2 separate regions of the Homo sapiens genome follow, and region 1 is linked to region 2. A link is an interaction called in ENCODE POLR2A ChIA-PET data of the cell type or tissue named here. Cell type or tissue: A673. All regions are shown on one strand. Each heading gives the region's core, and the rest is flanking DNA. Links, peaks and the distances in the headings are about the cores only. Region 1 overlaps EML6 (EMAP like 6). Region 2 overlaps CLHC1 (clathrin heavy chain linker domain containing 1).

The links. ChIA-PET counts read pairs that join two places held together with the same protein. Peaks named below come from ENCODE experiments on the same cell type or tissue, not always from the same donor. Only the 100,000 strongest peaks of a DNase experiment are listed, where the experiment ranks them.
Region 1: POLR2A ChIA-PET joins it to region 2 with 11 read pairs; 5 of 35 experiments call an interaction of 5 or more read pairs at or near these places.

What each region holds. Positions count from the first base shown.
Region 1 is chr2:54,875,827-54,878,742 of GRCh38, forward strand. All of the region lies in intron 16 of EML6 (EMAP like 6), which reads left to right. Among named protein-coding and RNA genes, the nearest start is that of EML6-AS1, 130 kb to the left of the region's middle. In A673, for the core only: no CTCF peak of the experiment used is centred there; no DNase peak of the experiment used is centred there.
Region 2 is chr2:55,222,053-55,224,968 of GRCh38, forward strand. It overlaps CLHC1 (clathrin heavy chain linker domain containing 1), which reads right to left. Exons shown (of 13, transcript NM_152385.4): 3 at 183-441. The coding sequence starts at 359. It also overlaps the pseudogene CDPF1P1. Among named protein-coding and RNA genes, the nearest start is that of CLHC1, 8.8 kb to the right of the region's middle. RefSeq lists a silencer at 1,347-1,726. In A673, for the core only: no CTCF peak of the experiment used is centred there; DNase peaks (open chromatin) are centred at 1,409 and 1,691; H3K4me3 peaks cover 880 bases; H3K27ac peaks cover 613 bases.

The DNA of each region.
Region 1 (2,916 bases), core at 125-2,624, 350 kb before region 2:
AGAAATAGAAAAGGTCAACCACAGAAGTATTTTCTAGCCTAAATATCAACCATATAATTTTTTTAAAAGCTTCGTAGAATAATACTGATTTCCATAAGGGCACATCTAAGACTTGATTTCATTGTGTTCAGTAGAAAACCTACGCATTTTTTATGAGTCCTGAATAGAGAGACCAACTCATAATTGTCTGAATAAAACTTTGTCTAATTCACCCTTTACTACTGACATTAAATGCCTTCATATTATTTCTGGACTATGTCACAGACATCCATAATTAATGCATGCTGTGACTGCAAAGATGGGAAAGGACATTACCTAAGAGACTAAAAACATGGCTAAAAATAAAAAACTTCAACTAACTGGTCAGAGAGTAGATTTCCAAAGCTAAGACCACGGCTTACAGGGAAAGTGAGAACTGGGAAAGAGTAAAAAGGTAGCCAATTTTATTTCCAAACTGTGTAGTATATACACAGAAATAGCCCACACCCGCAGAACTCGGGGAAGTCACCATCCCAAAAAAGAGGTATGGCTGTTGAGGCACCTCTGGGTTTGCACTGCTGCTTCCATTGCTACCCACAATCAGAATACCTTTTTTTGGTTTAGAAAGGTGGTATAACAGTGAGGATAAGCTGACAGGGCCTTGCAGAAATTCTCCTAAAATAAAAGCTCACCTCTTACCCCGGCAAAATCAGCTTATCCTTAGGCCTTCTTCAGATGACATAAAACTTTATTATTTTAAATGTATTTGTGCTTGCATTCCAAGAAGAACATAACTACACAGATTTCAAAAGAAAACATGAAATATAGTCAATGAATGCAACAAGACATTGAATATTTGTACAGTGTTTTTGAAATGGACAATTTCTTTAAAAATCTGTTTATAATTAACACATAATTGCAAATGTTTACAGGGTAGAATGTGACATTTCAGTACATGTATATATTGTGTAAGGATCAAATCAGAGTAGCTATCACATCCATCACCTCAAACATTTATCATTTCTTTGTGGTGATAACATTCAAGATCTTCTTTTCTAGCTATTTTGAAATATACACTACATTATTAGCTATAGTCACCTTAATATGTAATATAACACCAGAACTTACTCTTCCTAACTGTAGCTTTGTACTCACTCTTGACTCATCATCCAAAAAAAAATTTTTTTTTTTTTTTGAGACAAGGTCTCACTGTGTCACCCAGGCTGGAGTGCAGTGGCATGATCATGGCTCACTGCAGCCTGGACCTCCTGAGCTCAATCGATCCTCCCAACTCAGCCTCCCAAGTATCTGGGACTACAGATGCACACTACCATGCTTAGCTAATTTTTTTGTATTTTTGTAGAGAGTGGGTTTCCTCATGTTGCCCAGGCTGATCACCAACTCCTGGGCTCAAGGGATTCACCTGCCTCAGCCTCCCAAAGTGTTGGGATTACAGATGTGGGCCACTGCACCTGGCCAAAATCTTTATAGCTATATAACGTAGTACATTCTATTTCAATTTATACCATCCACAGGCATATTCTGTCTTTATCTTCTTCCTCATCATCAGTGTCACCAGTATCATCAACATTCATTGAAAACTTGATTAGTGTGATACTTACAAAGGAAATGTGATAAGATTATTAAAAGTCTTAAAAAAAAGCTTATGATATTAAAAAAGGAGAGAGAAAACACCAATAAAAATAAAATCAAGTGCAGAGGCATGCCAACATAGAAACAACCAGACCATATCAAGAGATGTGGAAAAAGTAATGTTGGTAATGAATAGGAAGTCATTACCAATTCCTTCTCCTAAATGCTAAAGAGGGACCTTGCCCAATTTAAAGCCTGGTAACATTTAAGCATAAGGGGATATCATTAGTTGTTTTTGAAAGACGTAGTTTATAATAATCACCTGGTGATGATTTAGCCCTTAAGGAAAGTGTTAACGTCTTCATCTAATACTACAGCCTAGTAGCTTGAAAGGGTCAGGTAACTTTCAAATCCTTGCCTCATACTTCGTAGTGATGGAGGGTTGGAGAGGATTTGGTTTGTTAAACCAGACTTTTTCTTTCTCTGACTCTCCTTCATCCAGAAAAGGAGGAGACTACCATTTCCAGTTGGTTGGAGGAGGGTCTCTTGCATAAGCAAGGGCCCTCAAAGCATGGGCATTGGTTAGCAATTGAGATGGGGTTGCCAGATTAAGCCAACAAAATTTTAGGAAGCTCAATTAAATTTGAGTTTCAGGTAAATAATTTTTGTCATAAGTGTATTCCATGCAAAATAAGGATAAATATGTAATATACATATAAATATTGCATGGGACATACTTGTACTAAGAAATTAGTTACTGCTTACCTGAAATGCCAGTTTAACAAGGTTTTCTATATTTTATCTGGCAACCCTAATTTGGGGTATACTGCAGGTCTGCCTTTGAAAATACCGGTTGGGACCTCCGAGTGGACTGGCAGAACTGGAAGAGGCAATTTATCACAGACCTGTGTTGCTTTATTTACCCTCATGGCTGGCCCTTGGTAGTCAGAGAAGAGCCCTGATATACTGATGCAGGATGAGCTTGATCACTCGTCTCCTAGCAACCGCACAGCTAGTGGAAGGGAGACTGCTGACCCAGAGATGGTTCTGTGTTGAATCTAGCCTTGCAGGAAGGCAGCAAAGGAAAGGCTTTTTGACTATACCTCTTCTTTTGTCTTGAAGGGAAAAAGCAAATTAAGTGTTTTTATTTGAAATTTAATTGTGCATTCAGTATATTTTTAAAACAATTTTTGGGAAAATAACCTAAATGTCCAAATTATAGTAATCATGGATAATTATTATTCTCTTAGAGAAATAAATTGTCCTGGAAATGTAAAGCAGACAAGCGATGTGAAAACTAGACAATAAGCAGTTATACATAGGGATTTACAGTAATCTATTCTT
Region 2 (2,916 bases), core at 146-2,645:
ACAAATCCAGAATTGCATTTTTCCCATTCATGCCTTTCTGAGAAATTGGATGAACTTCTCAAAATCAGCAAATGGAATGTTATCATTCAAACAGTGGTGTTACTAAGGCAGGAATATTGGTTGTCAACATAGATCATTGCTATCCTCATGAAAACTTAATTGTCTTAAAAGCTTTATGATACCTTATCAAAAACATTTCGGTATATGATGTAATATTCATCAGCAGGTCCTTCCTCACTACAGCCCAGTCTTTCAGTTTCTGTAATTATGTATCTTTGCACACTTTCCAAAAATTCCTTGTCACTTCTACAAATGATAGGTGGGAGAACTGCATGTTTTCTTATTTGATGAACTGACATATTTGACAATCTGCACACTTGTTCACTGAAGAACAGCTAAATCTTGACCTGCTCTTGCAACAAAGCCAAAACTTTGATAAGCCTGAAAGAAAAAAAGAGCATCAATTAATATAATAATTTTTTAACTTAAGTCAAATATTGATCTAAAAATGTATTTTTTTTAGAAAAAAATTTCCTATCTGTCTCTGTGATAAATACTTCAACCTATGTATTAAAAGGTCTATGCTGCCAAGCGTGGTGGCTCATGCCTGTAATCCCAGCTCTTTGGGAGGCCGAGGCAGGTGGATCATCTGAGGTCCGGGAGTTCGAGACCAGCCTGACCAACATGGAGAAACCCCGTCTCTACTAAAAAAGACAAAATTAGCCAGGCGTGGTGGCGCATGCCTGTAATCCCAGCTACTCGGGAGGCTGAGGCAGGAGGATCGCTTGAACCCCGGAGGCGGAGTTGCGGTGAGCCGAGATCGCGCCATTGCACTCCAGCCTGGGCAACAAGAGCGAAACTGTCTCAAAAAAAAAAAAAAAAAAAAAAAAGTCTATGCTATTCCACTGCCATATGCTGCTGCTCTGGGACAGAAATACCAAACACCAGTCAATGAAGAGCTCTTCTCTTGCTAACTATGCACAACTCCTCTCACATGTATCATATAATCGATGGTTTCTTATGTATAATTCACACTTTCTAATAGAAGGTTTGGTATTTTATATTTATTTGTGTCATGTGGGAAAACTAATTTGTAAGCCTCTTGACACAAACAAGGTCAACTATTTTACGACCCCGGCGCTTATCTGGCCTAGCTTCACCCAGCACACAATAGCAATAAATAATGTATTTATTTTTATAATAAACTTTATTTTAATTCTCATCTTTAATATTAAAGTACCAAGCAAAAAGAGGTCCGGACTTCTGCTAAAATCCATCCCTCAATGATGTCAAAAGTAACAGTATTTTTCAGAGTATAGCTTTCAAGCAGCCGCATTATGCCGCTTTCAGTAAAGAATCATGGGCGGCGGCGGCCTGGCGGGGGCGAGCGCGCTGTGGGCCGGCCCCGCGCAGCCTCAGGGCACCTCCCGCTCGCCGGGACTGAGTTCCGCGCCGGCGTGGCCTGCTGTGCTCCGAGCGCCAAGGGTCGGCGCGACCGCTCTCGGCTTTGGGGACCGGATGGAGGAGCGGCGTGTCGGCCTCGGGGGACGGTTCCCCCGACCTCAGACGGCTCTGGGGCGAGGGAGGGCGCGCGGAGGCTCGCGGGGACCACTGGCGCCCCCGGACCCGCTCAGCGGTCCCTGCTCACAGGCACCGCCCCCAGGAGCCTCGGCAGGGGCCTAGGACGCCCCGGTGTTCAGAAGAGAAGCAGGGTCAGGTTCACGCACACCCGCGATCGGATCGTAACTTTTTTTTTTTTTTGAGACGGAGTCTCGCTCTGCCGCCCAGGCTGGAGTGCAGCGGCGAGATCTCAGCTCACTGCAAGCTCCGCCTCCCGAGTTCACGCGATTCTCCTGCCTCAGCCTCTTGAGTAGCTGGGACTACAGGCGCCCGCCACCACGCCCGGCTAATTTTTGTATTTTTAGTAGAGATGGGGGTTTCACCATGTTGGCCAGGCTGGTCTTGAACTCCTGACCTCGTGATCCATTCGCCTCGACCTCCCAAAGTGCTGGGATTACAGGCGTCAGCCACCGCGCCCAGCTGATCGTTAACCTTAAAGTCATTGGTAACCCATGCTTCCTGGAGTTGCATTTGGGGTCACCCAGCGGCGAAGCCCATACAACTTGATACGCCCTTACACACAAGGCTCAGTTCAAGCGAAGGGAGGTCACAGCCAGGAGCCAGGGGCCAGCTGATAATGTACTTGATTCCACAGTCAAAGGAGCTGGATGGCGTCCCATGCAGAGTGCCGTCCTCTGGGAGTGTTTGAGTGTGAACTCCACGCCTTGACAGCTCCCTCCTGCTACTTGGGGCAGAAGCTCCCCCGACACCCAGTGGATGGTCCTCCTGGAGGAAAGCTATGTCACAAAGGATCCCTTCACCTCCGACAATGTCAGATTCCTGGTCCTTAGCTGGCGCTGCAGTTTGTGCAGCAGGCTGTGTGGCCAGTGTACTCGGAGTGATCCTGGAGTCTGAGAAGTCCCTGAGCATCTGCCACAGGGCGACATGCACACAGGGGAGCTGTATCAACAGCCAAGGGGGATGAGATGGGCCAGGGCGGGAGGAACCCCCGCAGTGCGGCGTTGGGAGTGTCTGAGGCGCATGGAGGAGCTGGCGGTCCAGGAGAAGCTGAGAAAGGAAGACTGGAAAGGAGTGCAGTTTATTCTACTTCAAGAGATTCTGCCTCCCTTGTGTCCATGAGAACATCAGTGCTTTTCCTCAGGAAATTCAGCAAGACTTGGAGTAAAGCTCCGTCAAAGAGGCCCCCCAGCCAGCCCGGTTCTCGGACATTGAGTGCAGCCGGGGCTGGGTCAACTGGCAGCACCCTGCACGGAGCTCCTGGGCCAGCCTGCGCCAAGGATGCTGCTGAGCCAGGAGCCGCTGTGCCCAGCCTCTTTTCTGGACCACTGCGAGCAG